Regions from separate parts of the Homo sapiens genome. Here regions 1, 2 and 3 are each linked to region 4. The links are chromatin contacts, found by Hi-C or POLR2A ChIA-PET in ENCODE. All regions are on one chromosome and are shown on one strand. Each heading gives the region's core, a stretch centred on a gene start or an enhancer-like site at or near the end of the contact. The rest is flanking DNA. Distances are from core to core; before and after follow the strand shown.

The links. Hi-C counts contacts between places; a loop is a spot of excess contacts on that map. ChIA-PET counts read pairs that join two places held with the same protein, here RNA polymerase II (POLR2A). Pooled maps may share reads with other maps.
Region 1: POLR2A ChIA-PET joins it to region 4 with 12 read pairs in K562. The contact joins the enhancer-like site here to the promoter of RPS17 in region 4. POLR2A ChIA-PET finds 5 or more read pairs at or near these places in 8 of 52 experiments (AG04450, H1, HEK293T and 5 more).
Region 2: a loop to region 4 is called in a map of GM12878, with 11 times the contacts of the local background. The contact joins the promoter of GOLGA6L10 here to the promoter of RPS17 in region 4. A Hi-C loop is called at or near these places in 1 of 168 maps with a recorded cell type or tissue (GM12878) and 6 of 50 pooled maps. POLR2A ChIA-PET finds 5 or more read pairs at or near these places in 1 of 52 experiments (A673).
Region 3: a loop to region 4 is called in a map of B cell, with 39 times the contacts of the local background. The contact joins the promoter of SNHG21 here to the promoter of RPS17 in region 4. A Hi-C loop is called at or near these places in 42 of 168 maps with a recorded cell type or tissue (B cell, CD14-positive monocyte, CD4-positive, alpha-beta T cell and 30 more), 27 of 37 single-sample maps with no recorded cell type and 46 of 50 pooled maps. POLR2A ChIA-PET finds 5 or more read pairs at or near these places in 44 of 52 experiments (A549, AG04449, AG04450 and 33 more).

What each region holds. Positions count from the first base shown.
Region 1 is chr15:82,766,103-82,770,130 of GRCh38, reverse strand. It overlaps FSD2 (fibronectin type III and SPRY domain containing 2), which reads left to right. Exons shown (of 13, transcript NM_001007122.4): 8 at 247-381; 9 at 1,101-1,251. Among named protein-coding and RNA genes, the nearest start is that of SNHG21, 18 kb to the right of the region's middle. Within about 2 kb of position 1,255, at least 2 of the 41 ENCODE cell types and tissues checked have a DNase peak (open chromatin) inside an H3K27ac peak, as active enhancers do.
Region 2 is chr15:82,347,205-82,351,356 of GRCh38, reverse strand. It overlaps GOLGA6L10 (golgin A6 family like 10), which reads left to right and starts at 1,882. Exons shown (of 9, transcript NM_001164465.3): 1 at 1,882-2,065; 2 at 3,728-3,847. The coding sequence starts at 1,982.
Region 3 is chr15:82,748,725-82,753,093 of GRCh38, reverse strand. SNHG21 (small nucleolar RNA host gene 21) reads right to left here and starts at 2,530. Exons shown (of 3, transcript NR_110098.1): 1 at 2,246-2,530. RefSeq lists enhancers at 2,357-2,426, 2,717-2,846.
Region 4 is chr15:82,537,265-82,541,706 of GRCh38, reverse strand. RPS17 (ribosomal protein S17) reads left to right here and starts at 1,250. Exons shown (of 5, transcript NM_001021.6): 1 at 1,250-1,281; 2 at 1,575-1,726; 3 at 2,722-2,827; 4 at 3,336-3,401. The coding sequence starts at 1,279. RefSeq lists an enhancer at 393-894 and silencers at 1,014-1,113, 1,124-1,243.

The DNA of each region.
Region 1 (4,028 bases), core at 6-2,505, 230 kb before region 4:
GCATCGTTTGTTATTGCCCCATTGACCAAAGCTAGTCACATAGCTAAGCCCAGTTTCAAGGAATAGAGAGAAGGAAGGAAGCTCTGAATGGAAGGAGCAGCAAAGTCATGCTGCAGAGGGAGTGCATACAGGGATGGGAGGAATTTATAGCCAGTTTTGTAATCTACTACTGTGGGATTCGGCATAATGAATTGGAGCCACTTGGCCAGTTTTTAGGGTTGAATTCTTATCTTTTTTTTTCCCCAGAGTTTACAGTGACTGTCAAAGAAACATATTGCTCAGTGACAAACCTTGTGCCAAATACCCAGTATGAATTTTGGGTCACAGCTCACAACAGGGCTGGCCCCAGCCCCTCTAGCGAGCGTGCAGTGTACATGACAGGTAATGGGCTACTCATTTCCTATAGCAGGGCTTTCATTCAAGCGGACACAGGAGTCATGGGTTTCTAGACATGGCAGGGCTCTTGATTTCATTCAGAAGGGTAGGAAGAGCTGTGTACATTTTTTTCTTTTATTTAACACACAAAATCTACATGCCTAGTTTGACAGTGACATTTTTTTTTTTTGAGATGAGTCCCGCCCAGGCTGGAGTGTAGTGGCAAGATCTCTGCTCACTGCAACCTCTGCCGCCTAGGTTCAAGTGATTCTCCTGCCTCACCCTCCCAAGTAGCTGGGATTACAGGTGTCTGCCACCACATCTGATTTTTTTTTTTTTTGTATTTTTAGAAGAGATGGCATTTCGCCATGTTGGCCAGGTTGGTCTCGAACTCCTGACCTCAAGTGATCCACCCGCCTCGGCCTCCCAAAGTGCTGGGATCACAGGCGTGAGCCACTGCACTCAGCCGACAGTGACAGTGACATTTTCTGATGGTTGGTCTCAAAATATAAAAAACTGCTACTCTCGGTCACACTGACATTTAAACCTTGCAAGCATCTTCTATTCCAGGAACATCTGGAAGGGATTCCCTGGTTTGCTTTTTATTGCACTGAATCTCTTTTGTGGGAGGAAGAAGGTGGCTGTGATGTTTGTCCATGGCTCTGAACAAAACAGCTGGAAATGAACACAACAGTTGTTCATCTCTCCCTTTCTCCCACATTTAGCACCTTCTCCCCCCATTATTAAAACCAAAGAGATAAGGAGCTGTGAAGAGGCTGTGCTGATTTGCTGGGAGTCTGGGAACCTGAATCCTGTGGACTCGTACACTGTGGAGCTGACCCAGGCTGAAAGTCCAGAAGCCTCGGGTGTAACTGAGTGAGTCATGAGGGCATTTGCTGGGCACGAGAGCCCTGACACCTGATACAGTGACATGGCTTAGGAAGTATACGGAGTCTGAAGAGAAGGTTGGCATTTTTGATACACAGGAATCTCAATTTTTGGTTGCTTAGTGTTCATGAGAAGTAGCTGGAATGCTATTACTGAAGGTGAATGACAAGTGAATGAATAAGTTGGTTGAACCTCAGGTTTTGTTGTTGTTGTGGTTGTTGTTTTAGCTCAAGTAAGGTTTCCCATTCATTCATTCATTCATTCATTCATTCAACATGCATTGAGTGCCTGGGTGGTGTCAGGTCCTGTGCAAGGCACTGGGAACTAGATGGACAAATTTCCTGCCCTAATGGGGCTGACAGTCTGGTGGGAAAATAGACAAAAGGCAAGAAAACAAACCAATGTGTAAAATATACAGTGCTAGGAAGGAAAAAGAAATGTAATAAAACAGAGAATGGTGGTGGAGGTGAGGATCCACTTTGGATAAAGAAGATGTTTAAACTGAGACCTGAACATATGGGAAAGACTGAGCCCCAAGAACAGCGAATGCAGGGGTGCTTCGGGGGGAGGGGGCTGCATGAACACAGGCCCTGGGGCAGGAGTGAGCTGCTGGAGGAACTAAAAGACCCACCTAGCTAGAATTCAGAGAGGTGAGGGTGAAAGCCATAGGCGAAAACAAAAGAGATTGCAGCTGAATGTACAAAGAATGTTTCATCTATCACAGAAGACTGTCTGGAAGCTCATGTTCACCCCTCATTCTCAGAGAGCTAGAGGGGTTCACAAATTGATAAGGGTTGGACTCAGTGACCACAAGGGCTCGCAGAACCTATGAGTTTACAGCAGCCTATGATGGAGGAAGCATAGGTTTACCTCTGGTTTACAGAAGTTTGTGAAAGGGGATGAACCACCCAGGCAGGCCAGCACCAGCCACCAGGACCAGGGGCTCCCCTGCTGTGGAACACAGGGGTGCACTGACCTGGAGCTGGAGAAATGAAGAGGTGTTGGTGTCAATTGTTAGGGAAGCAGATTCTTCTATGCTAAATGCCAGGCTTGAAACGTGGCCATATGCCACCCATCCATCTGTTCCAGGTGGAATCTGTGTGTCCATGGCCACACAGAGGCTGACTTTGGTAATCCACTCTGGAGATACTCAGGAGTGGGGCAGTGTGTCCAGTGGTTCTGGCCATCCTAATGGTTCAGGTTTCCTTTGCAATTTATGCTGATACTTTAGGAGCACTTGACACCTGGGACCAACTCACAATGATGAGGTCATCAGAGGGCTGGTCAGTAACCTGAGAGATGACCTGAGAGCTGGTGCATATTCTTCCAGTACAAATCCAATCATGGCGACCCATTGCTGAAGAAAAGGCAAAACTCCTTCACAGGCTCTGGCCCCTTCCTGCCTCTCCAGCTCCTCCCACACCAGCTCCCCTCCCTCTCAAGATCCCACCACATTGGTCATGTTTCAGTTCCTCCTACTTTTCATGCTCCTTCCTGCCACAGGGCCTTGGCACATGCTTCTCCTATGTAGGAGACTCCTCTGTCCCTTTTTCATCCAGTTACCTCCTCAGCATTCTTCAGAGCTCTGCTCAAAAGCCATCCTGCCCCCACCATTATACACTACAGCACACTATCAACTTGTCTTGGTTACCATCTTACATTCCTTCCAGTGATTGCCTGAAGAATGCTGCTCTTCCCATCTAGACTGTAAGCTCTATGAGGGCAGGAACTACATTTGTTTTTTCTGAGGGCCTCCCTATACAGTGCCTGGAACCTAAGGAGTTTAGTTAACATTTATTGAATGCATAAGTAAAAGTGCCCCTCTGGCCCAGAGCTGCAGCCTGAAGATAACCTGGACAACTTGGCCTCATCTGGGTGAGGGTGTTGTATTGGTAAATGGGCATCATCCTAAAGACTTCTCTTGCCCACTGGACTGACATGGGGTTGGCAACCGCAGCAATATAGACAGTGGCAATTATGAGCTTATATTTCTGTATAGTACAATTTAAATACATTGGATTATTTCCAATAGGCAGCTGTTAGGGGGTTAACAGCAGTTAACACTTTCAGCTCTAGTCAGAATTGTTTGCTCATAAACATAAATCAAGGACCTTTTTTTTTTTTTTTTTGAGACAGTCTCACTCTGTCGCCCAGGAGTGCAGTGGCGTGATGATCTCGGTTCACTGCAACCTCCAACTCCCAGGTTCAAGCAATTCTCCTGCCTCAGCCTCCTGAGTAGCTGGAATTACAGGCACCTGCCACCACACTCGGTTAATTTTTGCATTTTTAGTAGAGACGGGGTTTCACCATGTTGGCTAGGCTGATCTCGAACTCCTGACCTCAAGTGACCCACCCGCCTCAGCCTCCCAAAGTGCTGGAATTACAGGCATGAGCCATTGCACCTGGCTGAATTGACGGCCTTCTATGGGCCCAGTACTGTACTAAGAATAGCGGTACTCAGCCCCTGACCTCAGAGACATTATGATCCTAACAGACGGACAGAGACACACTGGATTCTACTGCATGCACACTCCATGATGCAGTGTTAACCATATGCCAAGCACAGTGCTGGGTGCCTGGGAAACCAGAATGAGGGACTTGGAGAGGAGACAGCCACAAACACAAGAAGTAGCAATGAAGTGAGAAAAGCAGACCAGAGACTGTGGGAGGGAATGCAGAGGGGGAGCCAGCACTCCTGGCTATGCTGCTGTTAAATGTGGGTCAGAGGACAGGAGCGCAAGAGTGAGTTAAACCTTCCAGCTTTG
Region 2 (4,152 bases), core at 633-3,132, 190 kb after region 4:
TGGCTTAATTCTATTAACGTGGAAGGATGAAGGTGAAAAAAAATTCAAAACTTTAATTTCCTGTTTATTGCCATTTGAAAATATAGCCAATGATTCCACTTTTCTTCTCCAGTAAGTTTGGACATTCTGATCTACTTGGTGTTTTATTACAGAACTCCTAGTGTGCCTGAGTCTTACATTGTGAAGATCCTTCTCTAAAACTTCACATGTAAGAGAATATAAATGATATTGGATAAGATCAGGCTGGATGAGAACTGATACCTGTAAATATGCGATTTAGACGAAATCTCTGATTGTTTTCTTATTTAACTCATAAAAATAAAACTCATTGGCTGGAAGGTGGGAGCAGGAAGGAGATTTATGTCTTTTAATTGCACGTCATTGTTTCATATAGAGACAGAACATATAGTATCCCTGGTTTTGGACCTACAGAAGGAAACACATTTTTCTACCTGCTGTATGCCAGAGGTTCTTGAACACCTGGAGGGATTACTGCAGCACAGATTGCTGAGCCCTACTCCAGAGTTTCTGATTCATCAGGTCCAGGGTGGGGCCGGAGGATGTGTATTTATAAGAAGTTCCCAGGTGCTGCTGGAGCTGCTAGTCCAGAGACTACATTTTTGAGAACTGCTCTCATATACTAACTGTAAGTTGCAGAGCTCTAGAAAAAAAGCTTAGTTTGGTGTGGGATAAGAAGCACACAGGTTATGGAGAAAATCATGAAAGATTCAACCCTTGATCCCAGCCTAGTGTGGATTTCAGGTAACAAGCAATACACAGTGACATAACAAATTCTTGGTTTTCATGACTGCAAGTGATAGCCAAGTATCAAGTGAGAAATTCAGCTTCATTTGCAAGGCTTAGAGAGGCCAGGTGATTCTAGAAAAATGGGCCTTGTAATTCTCTTAAACCAGTAAAGAGCTTTAAGTGGTTATTAAATTGAAAGCTTTGTGTTCTTACTTATTTTGTATTTTATTTTATTTCTTTTGAGATGGAGTCTTGCTCTGTCGCCCAGGCTGGAGTGCAGTGGCGTGAGCTTGGCTCACTGCAACCTCCATCTCCTGGGTTCCAGTGATTCTCCTGCCTCAGCCTCCCAAATAGCTGGGATTACAGGCACCCGCAACCACGCCTGGCTAGTTTTTGTATTTTTAGTAGAGACAGGGTTTCATCATGTTGGCCAGGCTGGTCTCGAACTCCTGACCTCAGGCAATCCACCCACCTCGGCCTCCCAAAGTGATGGCATTACAGGCGTGAGCCACCGCACCCGGCCCAAAAGCTTTGTGTTTTTAAAGATATTAGACATGTTTCTTGTTTTTAAAAGAAATCTTAACAATAATGTAGGAGAATAAGACAAACATTTTTCCAAAAAAGAGAAATTGTTGTGATTATTTTGTCTTATTGGAATGTCGGATACTATAGTCGGCTTCATTAATCATCAAGCATGCTATGGATTTTCCATTTTTATAGGATCTATATCTCAGTTAAGGTAATACTGGTAATTCTTGTACTCCATTTGAAGATGAAAAATATAGGCCAAAATCACAGACTTTGCACAGAAGCTGCATAATGAAGACAGCTCTGGAGGAACACATAGATACACACACACAGACACACATATATATAAAGTATATACACATATATTTTTTAAAGTTTATTTTTTACAGTTTTAAAAGTTTTAAAGCAAAACCCAGCCCTTCCCCTCTCCCAGAGTGGGCGGCCCCTCCCCTTTCTCTGAGTGGGCGGGGACAGCGGTTGCATGGGCAGCTTTCCTTATGATGCCACAGGTCCCTCTGGACATGCTGCGCCTGGCCACGCCTCCTTTCCCTTTCATCTTTCTCACTGACCAATGGGCTTGGAGCATTAAGGCCACGCCCCTATTCTGCGTTCCATTGGTGCCCTGGTTACGCCACCTGTGGCTCAGTTGCACAGCTGCCTGGTAGGTGACTGGAGGCATTGAGCAGTGCTCACTGGTATTTCGCTGATGTGGCCCCAACCCCGCCTCCCTCCCCACCCCGCGATGTCAGAAAAAACACAACAGGGGAAATTGGCCGCAGCCAAGAAAAAGGTAAAACACACCAGGTCATGGCCCCCAACCCAGCCACAGATCCCCTCCGATGACAAGACCTGTGCCAGAGTCCATACCACTCCTGAGGCATACCAGATGGGGCCCCCCAACCCCAGCCCCTCTGGGCTCCCCCAACCAAAGCCTAGTCAGTCAGCCCCACCCCTTCAGCAAGCAGCCCAGTCCCTGCCCTTGCCAATCACCCCAGGGTGACTTTGGGCAGGTGACTCCTGGGGCTCCCTGCTCCATAATCAGCCCTCACCTCCTGCCACCCCAAGCCCAACCTCCCTGGGCTCTTTGGGCTTGCGTCTCCCAGGACCTGGGTCCCCCAGCCCCAGGCCCTGCCCTCACCAGTCATCCCTGGGTGGCTTTGGGCTGGTGACTCCCGGGGCTCCCTACTGCAGACTCTGCCCTCCCCTCCTGCTGCCCCAAGCTCGACCTCCCTAGGCTTCTTGGGCTGGCGTCTCTGAGGACCTGGGTCGAAACCGTGTGTTTCCCTCCCCCATCGTGGAGCAGCGACTCGGGCATCGCGCTGATGTGGTCCCCTCCCCTGGGAGGAGTGGAATGCAATGATGTCACAGTGCCCCTAGGAACTGTCATTACTGCTGCAAGACCAGCCTTTGATCTTACAACCCAGTCCCCTAAGTTTTCTCACCCCATTTCTGGTTCCTCTGGTTGCAGCACAAATTTCCAGCTGGAAGGGGAGTGGAGACTATGGGACCTAGGAGCAAGAGGTTTCAGGCTGCCTTACTCCCTTAACATAGACATTGACAGTGGGAAAAGCCTACACTTCCCCTGTGAGCTCAAAATGTTCACAGTATCTCTGGGTGGCAATGGGAGAATGGGTTTGGTTTGGTTTTTTCCCAGGCTTCTACTTTCCAGAGAGACTTTAACATTTTTTTCTGAGTTCTCCACGGTTCTGGGACCAGACTGCCCTTCAGTCAGTGGCCTCTGAAGTGAGATTTGCTCATCTTCTGTGGAATAGATCTTGGGAAACTGAACTTGACAGCTTGAATCTTCCTCATATCGTCTCAACCTGGGGTACTTTGAGTGCCACAGGATAAATGCGGGACATCTTTCTGAAGCATCATTTTCCCTTGATTCTCTTGAGAAAATGCATTAATGTACTTGGGGATGACAGACACATAGGTTTCCAAGCGTATACCAGACTTTGCTCTGAAATGAGGCTTGGGTTGTCCTCTTTCTGATAAATTCCCAGATTTAATAGAAAAGCTGCCTTCTGCCATGAGGACACATTGATATGAAAGTGTGAGAGGTACTGGTACGCTTCTTCACGCTAGCAGACCTGTGAGGATGTATGACTCTAAACCACACGGCCTACAGTTCCTGCCTGCTTAATGTGTGCTTTTCTACCTCTGCCCCTGGTTTTGGTCCCTGGAAGCTGCTGATTCATGGCAAAACCCCAGAGCGTGGAGTCAGAGGACTGAGTTTAAGTTCCAGTATTGCCTTTTTTGATCTTTCTTTTTTTTTTTTTCTATCCATGATATGAATCCCTCTCAGTCACTGATTGTGACAACACCTTGTACGGTTGTTGGTGGCATTACATCAGATGGTATATAAGGGTATTTTGTCAAAACTGTAAAGGAGGATGTGGCTGTAGGGGCTGATCATTCTCATGAGTGTTACTGCTCTTCTTTCCCACAGTTAAAAGCATATTGGCAGAGGAAGAGCCCTGGCATTCCAGCAGGAGCTAACAGGAAAAAGAAAGTCAATGGCAGTAGCCCTGACACAGCCACTTCTGGTGGTTACCACTCACCTGGGGATGTGAGTCTCGGCGGGCCAGGCTCCTGGGGACAGGGGGCCCAAGGGGCAGTAGAGGGTAATTGTTAAGATTGTAGATGGACTGTTGGGTACTGGTTAAGAATTCTGGATTTGAATCCTGCCTCTCCGTCTGCTAAGAATTGATTAGGGATTGATTAGCATATGATTTAGGGCAAGTTGCTTGAGGTCTTTGGGCCTCTCTTTTCACATCTGTATAATAGAGGTGGTATTTTTTGACTTCCATTTGTGAAGTTTAAATGAGATTCGTTATTGTTGCTTTTATGTGAATCCTTAGTACATGGCCTGCT
Region 3 (4,369 bases), core at 1,281-3,780, 210 kb before region 4:
TCCAAATCTACTAAATTGGTAGTCTTCTCTTCTTAGCCCATGATTCTCTAGCAGCTGGTCTGAACCACTGCCTGAAACCACTAAAAAAAAAAAAGAAAGAAAGAAAAAGAAAAAAAAAAAAAGCAACGAGATAAAAATAATACAAAATAGCTGGGTGCAGTTTTGTAGAGATGGGGTTTTGCCCTGTTGCCCCAGGCTGGTCTCAAACTCCTGAGCGCAAGTGATCCACCCACCTTGTCCTCCCAAAGTGCTGAGATTACAGGTGTGAACCACCACAGCTGGCTGAGAAAAGTTTAAATCTCAAGTTATATATGTGTATTTTTGTAGAGAAGTATCCTAGCTGATTAATAAACTTTCCAAGCATAGAAAAATATCACAGGCCAGGCACAGTGGCTGACGCCTGTAATTCCAACACTTCAGGAGGCCAAGGTGGGAGGATGGCTTGAGCTCAGGAGTTTGAGACCAGTCTGAGCAACACAGAGAGACACTGTCTCTACAAAACATTTTTTTTTTTAATTAGCCAGGGTGGTAGCACACACCTGTGGCCCCAGCTACTCAGGAGGCTGAGGTGGAGGAGCTCTTGAGCTCAGGAGGTCGAGGCTGCCAGTGAGCTGTGATTGCACCACTGCACTCCAGCCTGGGTGACAGTGAGGTCCTGTCTCAAAAAAAACAAGAAAAGAATTAAAAATGGACATCTGTTTGTGTTCTCTGTGCCTGGAATTATACAGCTACTGGAAATACAAGCTACTGTGCTTGTTGTTGCATTTTTAAGTTGATACTTCTGCTTATGTCACAATCACAACAGCAATCATTCCTCTACATAATCTAAAATGTCTTTGAAACATCTGCATAAAGTAGTTCTTAAAAGTTGGTTTCTGTGGGGGCTTCTGAAAGCCCTTCTGGGGGTTAGTGAAGTCAAAACTATTTTCATATGAACAAAAGCTCTTTGGAGTCTTCAATAACTGTTAAGTGGCTCTTGAGACCAACAAGTTTGAAAATTGTTTATATAGGAGCCAGGCACGGTGGCTCACACCTGTAATCCCAGCACTTTGGGAGGCCAAGGTGGGAGGATCACCTGAGGTCAGGAGTTCGAGATCAGCCTGGCCAACATGGTGAGACCCCTGTCTCTACTAAAAATACAAAAATTAGCCGAGCATGGTGGCATGGACCTGTAATCACAGCTACTCGGGAGGCTGAGGCAGGAAAATCGCTTGAACCCAGGAGAGGGAGGCTATTCATGGCTTCCCCACAATGAACATCCGGTTAAATGAGCTCCTCAGTACTTCAGATACCCCCTATGTGATGTGAACAGTTTTTCAGTATTTGCTAATGTATGGTTTTCTGGGCCTCAGGCTCACTTACTTTCTTCACAGGCTTGCCACTTTCCTACAACACATTTCCATTTCATAACATGAGAGAGATGACTGCAATAATGCACAAGACACTTAAGCCACACAAGCACCAAATGTAAGATTACTTAAAACAGCTGAGGTTTGACTGCAGTGCACTCTACAGAATCAGTTTTCTAGGGTGAGCACATAGCTTGCTCAGTGAACCCCAGGCCGCTCTGTGTAAATGTATGTAACAGGCAATGAAAGTTCCTTCTTCACATATTGTTACTACACATCTGTTGCTAAAAGGGAAATGACAGAGCGACGTGACAGACTCATCTCCATCTACAAACTATGGAAGATGTAGATGACTGACACAGTTCTAACTCCTAACACACACGGATTTTGCCTTTCATGGATTTATACTGTATGTAGATGTACATTACCACCCTTTTCACTCCTCCTTGCAACTCCCCGTCAACCTCGTAAAAAAAGACGAATTGTCTAGCAATGCAAAGAAACAGTATGGTGTACAACAAATAATTCCGGGCTAAAAATGAAGAAATCGCGCTTTCACTCTCGGCTCTGTTATTAACAAGCTGTATAACTTTCGGCCTATCTCCCCCATCATGCTTCGGTTTAAGCTAAAAGGAGGGAGATGACCAAGATGGCTTTGCTCTGCTTCTGACACCAAATGACCGCCAGCAGATTCAGGAAGCTTAAGAATTACCAACTCCGTGTGTGTGTGTTCTAAAATTAATGCAACAGGTGTTGCTGCCTCCAGCAGGCGTCACCGATTCAGAATGTCTGGGTTCTCGCAGGCCCTTATGGGACACAGAACAGCACAACCTATGTGAAAACTGTAAACTTTAGTCTGGTGAGTGCATACTTCTCCCTTCCACATTTATACTAACCTCAGCTCCGTGGGCTACGAAGCTCGTTCTTCAAATGAGGTGGAGAAATGTAAGCGCGATGAATGAGGCCCAAGTCGCTGGTGGCGCTGAACCCCCAAAAGATACACACCGCGACAGATGCAACGACCCCTCACCTCTACTCCCGTTCCCAGCCGCATCCTCTGAAACCTGATACGCCTGCCTGCCTACCAGGACGCTGCTGTCACTGGCTCTGCTCGGTGGCCAGAGACAGTACTCACTCCATGCGGCCACCCCTCCAACGTCCCACCTTCCTAGTAAATCCACTCTCTTTCCGGCGGAAAAGCCCTTCTCGTTTCCTGCGCGTGAGAGGAAGTCCCGCCCCACGCACCAGCGTGACATTACTGGAAGCGCCGAGGAGCTTCGCGCAGGCTCAGAATCGCTCAGCTGGTTGACGTTATCCAGGAGAATCGCGTTGGACTCAGGGAAGACCTGCACAGGATCCGGTTGTTGCTGGGTCCGAGGGCTGTAGGGAGTGGAGAAAGGGCCGGGAATCGTTAAGCGGGGTCTGGGAGAACGACTTGCAGATTCACATTTCCTCCGCCCGCGGATGTCCTCCGGGGAATTGAGGCTTCCTTCCTCAGCTGCCCTTGTTTCTCTCTTTGCTCCCGCTGCCCCTTGTTCTATTTCGTTTCTTACTATTTATGTAGTCTCATTGCTTGCGGTTATAATGGCCACCACTTTATTGAGCATTCACTGTACAAGCATCTCGCAGCAGGCGCTCATAAGCGTCTGGCAATTCTTGGCCACTGCTGGAAGCCCAATCATTCTTTTACCATGGAAGGGATTTGAGAGCCTACATAATCCTGTACTCTAATAGCCACATGGTACTCTTGGGGCTAGGAAGATAAAGTAGAAATTGAAATTGCTGTTGTATTAGTTTTCTGAAGCTGCCATAACCAAGTACCTCACACTGGATAGCTTAAAACAACAGATATATTTTCTCGCTTTCTGGAGTCTGGAAGTCAGAAATCAAGATGTCAGTGGGGTCTTGCTTCTTCTGAGACTCTGGATAGAATCCTTCCTGCCTCTTCCTAGCTTCTAGTGGGAGCCAGCAATCATTGGTGTACTTTCGCTTGTAGCTGCATTACTCCATTCTCTTCCTCTGTTATCAAATGGTATACTCCCTGTGTGTCTCTGTCTCTGTGTGTTTTATAAGGACACCAGTCCTGTTAGGTAAAAGGCTCACCTTACTCCAGTATGACCTGATCATGACTAATCACATCTGCAATGACACTCTTTCCAAATAAGGTCACATTTTGAGGTTCCAGGAAGGACATGAATTTTGGGGGCGACACTAACCAACCCAGTACAGCTGTTAAAGTTCTCAAGAAGTAGACAAACGAAGAGTTGACAAATAAATGTAGTACAAGTGGATTCAAATTTAGTTCAGTTTTATCTGAGTGTTCATAGACATTCGGAGTATCCCTTTAAAGGATGGGTAGGGGCCGGGCGTGGTGGCTCACGCCTGTAGTCCCAGCCCCTTGGGAGGCCGAGGTGGGCGGATCAGCTGAGGTCAGGAGTTTGAGCCCAGCCTGGCCAACATGGCGAGACTCCGCCTCTACTAAAAATACAAAAATTAGCCGGGCGTGGTGACAGGTGCCTGTAGTTCCAGCTACTTGGGAGGCTGAGGCAGGAGAATCGCTTGATCACAGGAGGTGGAGGTTGCAGTGAGCTGAGATGGCACCGTTGCACTCCAACCTGGGTGACGAGCGAAAATCCATCTCAAAAAAAAAAAAAATTAGTTACGAAAGATTCTCTCTACTTCTATCTTTTGAAAGAGACTATAGATAATTTGCATAATTTCTTCCTTAAATGTTTCATAGAATTCACCAGTTAGACCATCTGGACCTGGTACTTTCTGTTTCTGAAAGTTATCAATTATTGATTCCATTTAAAAAATAGATATAGGCCTATTCAGATTGTTTCTTCTTGTGTGAGTTTTGCCAGATCGTATCTTTCAAGAAATTGGTCCATTTCATTTAGGCTATCAAATTTATGAGCGTAGAGTTTTTTTCTTGTTTTTGTTTTTGGGCATAGAGTTTTTATCACCCTTTTAATCTTCATGGGATCTGTAGTGATGTTCCCCTCTTTCATTTCTAATAT
Region 4 (4,442 bases), core at 1-2,500:
AATCGCTTGAACTTGGGAGGCAGAGGTTGCAGTGAGCCGAGATCGCGCCACTGCACTCCAGCCTGGGCGACAGCAAGACTCCGTCTCAAAAACAAAAACAAAAACAAAAACCCTGATCTTTCACTTCGGGCCTGACAGCAGCTTGACTGGAAGTTTGCTCCCGCAGTTCTGAGATTCTGGCCTTTTCTTTTGTCCCATTGGTACTTTTTGCTGCCAGGGTTTCCTGTCCTTCAGGTTTCCATCCCCAATCAGTTGAGAGTCCGACTGGAGTACCCAAGGTGCGTTGAGGAATGAGGCACAGCCCTGGGCTTAACTCATCCAGCCTGGCCAGCTCAGCCTTCCCCTGTCAGGTGGGAGCCTAGGATTGCTGTCAGCCCAGGGAGCAGAGTTGGAAGAAGGGGGCAGGGCCCTACCTAGGCTGCGGCCCATCGGGGCAGCCTGCGCTGGTGGCTTCGGAAGGCCCTGGTTTGAGGATGGGTGCGGCAGGAACAGCCTGAAGATAGTGGATGGAGAAGGTACCTGAGGTGTTGGGAGCTCTGCTGGTGAGCTGGGCCCTTCACGTCAATGTTAGAGGTTGTTACGTGCTAGGCGCTGTTCAAGCACTGGGAATTAGCTAAACAAAATGACCATTACTGTCATGGAGCTCACCCCTAGTTGAGAAAAATAAGCCGAATCACACGGCAAGTGCTAGGAAATATAAGCAGGGATAGTGAGGGAGTTATTTTACCTAAGTTTGAAGGGAAAGCCCTCTGATAAGGCGACATTTGAGCAAAGGCCCGGAAGAAATGAGATACGTCTCGCCCAGTCGCACCCTGTCTCTACCTGACAAGTCTCCGGCCCGCGGACTGAGTGGGGGACCTGGGCGGCCGCCATCCCCCACTTCCTCATTGTTCCACGGCCCTGGATCGCCTTCTTTTCTCGGTCCTCCCGAGGACCGGATGCTTCTCCTCTCCCTGGCGTGTGTGGAAGAGATGGACGCTACGCTAGAGCACATCGCACGGGCGGTCCCATTAAAAATCAGATGGGGGAGAGAAGCGAGCCCAAGTCAACCGAGGGGAGCGGGGAGCGGAAAGGGAGGAGCCGTCGGGGGCGGGACAGACACCCTGCCCACCGGAGGGGCGCGCCACCGCCGCCCCCGCTCCACTCCGCCAGGGGGCGCTGTGTGGCTCCCGAGTAGGCTCAGAGCGACCGTGGCCGGGCGGAAGCGGCTTTCTGGCCTAAGCTTTAACAGGCTTCGCCTGTGCTTCCTGTTTCCTCTTTTACCAAGGACCCGCCAACATGGTAGGTGTTTTGGCTCGAGGCCGCCATCCTCCACAATCGTCCCCCATCTGCAGCTTCCCGCGGTCCTCAGCCCACAGAGAGGCCCTGGGCCGGGAAGGCGCAGAGCCCTGTCAGGCTGGAGCGCAACGGGCCGGCGGCTTCCGCATTAAGCCCGGCGCCCGGCACTGTTTAGCCGGGCCCTCTCCGGCTCAGCGCAGCCGGCGGTCCCCAACCACACCGGCCGGGGCTCGGCGCCGCACTCTTCCCAGAAGGTTGCGCTGGCTCGTGAGTGATCCTGTCCTCTCCACCCGCAGGGCCGCGTTCGCACCAAAACCGTGAAGAAGGCGGCCCGGGTCATCATAGAAAAGTACTACACGCGCCTGGGCAACGACTTCCACACGAACAAGCGCGTGTGCGAGGAGATCGCCATTATCCCCAGCAAAAAGCTCCGCAACAAGATAGCAGGGTGAGTCGGGCCTTCCTCGGCCTCCGGGGCTCCGCGATCTGTTTGTGTGCTCTGCCGCCCTCCGACTCGGGAAGAGACGGTGCCTTGGTGGTTTCGTTAGCCTGAGACTCCCTGGTGTCCCGGAGAAGGGCTAGAGCTCTGCGTGTGCAGGATTTCTGTTGTGAACTTAGGCCTGTGTCATGACTGGCCGCGGTGACCCTGGGTCGAAGGTAGCCACCGTCAGACCTCTTGCTTTGAAGCTACGTTGCTTTTAGTTGTCAACTTTTTTCTTTCTTTTTTTTCTTTTTTTTTTGAGACGGAATCTTGCCCTGGCGCCCAGGCTAGAGTGCAGTGGCGCCATCTCGGCTCACTGCAACCTCCGTCTCCCGGGTTCAAGCGATTGTCATGCCTCAGCCTTCCCAGTAGCTGGGATTAGAGGCACGTGCTACCACACTCGGCTAATTTTTGTATTTTTAGTAGACAACAGGGTTTCACAATGTTGACCAGGCTGGTCTCGAACACCTGACCTCAAGCGATCCGCCCGCCTCGGCCTCCCAAATTGCTGGGATTACAGGCGTGAGCCACCTCGCCCGGCTGGATGTCAACTTCTAATGCTTACTTCACAGTTGCAGTTACTGTTCGAGAGATTTATAGGCATATGGCCTGGAAGAATAGTGCCAAAGTCAACGTATTAATTGCCAAGTTATGTGAATTTGAAATTGGAAGAAAATGAAGGCTGTGAAGGGTCGTGAAACTGCGGGGCGGGGCGGGGCGAGTTGGGGGTGGGGCGCTTGATCATCATGAAGGAGAGTTTGAATAGAGAGTGAGAAACCAAGGGGAAGGAATGCTCAGGCCAGTGGAGGTTCTATGTGTAGGAGGTCCCAGGATAGTGAGTCCTCTTCCTTCTCACTGTGGAAAAGAACTAAAGCGGGTATTTATATATGCACATGTGCTCAGTACCAGGTGGGAGTTGATTTGTCTTCTCACTGTTCTCTTTGGCTGTGTGTGCTTTGTAGTTATGTCACGCATCTGATGAAGCGAATTCAGAGAGGCCCAGTAAGAGGTATCTCCATCAAGCTGCAGGAGGAGGAGAGAGAAAGGAGAGACAATTATGTTCCTGAGGTAAACTTTCTGGATATTTGGGCTTCTGGCTAATCCTCAAATGATAAAGCTATGGGTTCTTGGCTTCCAAAGGGACCTCAGCTGAATCTGAGACCTTTAATCCATACATTCCATAACCAGCTGTGGGTGCCCATAGGCCCCCTACCAGTTTCTTAGCCTCCATTCTGCTCTTCTGGAACCAGTTAAGTCTATTCCATATTTCATGAGAGCCCTTAATGTTGATTTGATGACTGCTGTCGTGGCTCGATTGTTTGCCCCTAATATAGTATTCTTTGGTGTAAACACAGACTTCAAGTGTTCTGAATACTGAATGAGGGCATGGGAAGGTAAGGCCAGAAGAACAGGTCATCGGGGTCTGTAATACTGTAAGAGACTGCTCACCTTGTGAGAGGAATGCTATCCTTGTGCAGCTCCTCTTCCCCATATTTAAGAACCTGGGGAGAGGAGGAGGAGAGGTGAGTGATAATCTCATTGATTGGTATTTTGACCCTACCTCGTTTCCTTGTAGGTCTCAGCCTTGGATCAGGAGATTATTGAAGTAGATCCTGACACTAAGGAAATGCTGAAGCTTTTGGTAAGTGTTTGCTGGATTCCTAAAGTGGTATTTTCCTGGTCAAAAACCATCAGTAGGTCTTATTATCCAAGGTCACCCAGCTAGTAAGTGGCAGAGTTGGGAATCCCATCTAAACTTGTAGCCACTAAACTGGACTGCTTTCATAAGGGGTGTAGCGGAAGTTGTGTGCATTGAGTTAGTTCGCCACAAGATCATGATTCCCAAATCTAGTGGCTTCCAGGACACCTTTTCTCTCTTGGCTGCTTCTGTTCTTGGTTTTATAGCTGGCTTACGTTGCCCCCTTTGTGTCAGCCCTGGCTGAATCTGCCTGCTTTTCTTCTGTGAAGGCATTCCTTTGGTGTCTCCATGCTAACCACTCAGAAATGAGCTTTGGTCCATTTCCAGGTACATACAAGGCACTACTTAGGTAGTTCACGAGTATCTTCATTGCACTTTGATGTTTTTTCTATGGCTTATCTTAGTCCTTTTGCATACTTGGGTGAAAGCATGGGCTTCATGGGCGGTTGGTGATTTTGAACAACTTCATTTTTCCTATTTTTATGGTCATTAAATGTTTAAGACACTCAAAAAGGTAGTAGCAAAATGAACTCACATGTACTTTCCCAGCTTCAGAAAAACATCACCAGTACAGCTACAGCCCCGCTGTGGGTCTTTTCTTCCTGAAATAACCACTGCGCTGAATGCAGCATTTTTGTTGAAACTAAAATGGGTTTCTGAGGACCAAATAGGACATGGAGTTCCAGGTATAAGTTGGGCCCTTGGCTTCTTGCCCTGCCTACCAGCCTGAACTTGTTTGAGGGCAGGGTCTGCTCTTGCCTCCCTCCCTTCTGCTTGATGCCTTGTGTACTTGGGCCCTTCACAAATGTTGATTAGATTAGTAATAGCTCTTACCCAGGGCTGGTCCTGGAAAGCAAGTGGCACTGTGTATTCTCAAAGGGACAGAGTTTTGCTTTAGAGGACATTTGGCAATGTCCAGACACATTTTTCGTTCTCATAGCCAGGGGATACCTGCTAACTTCTAAGGGGTAGAGGCCAAGGATG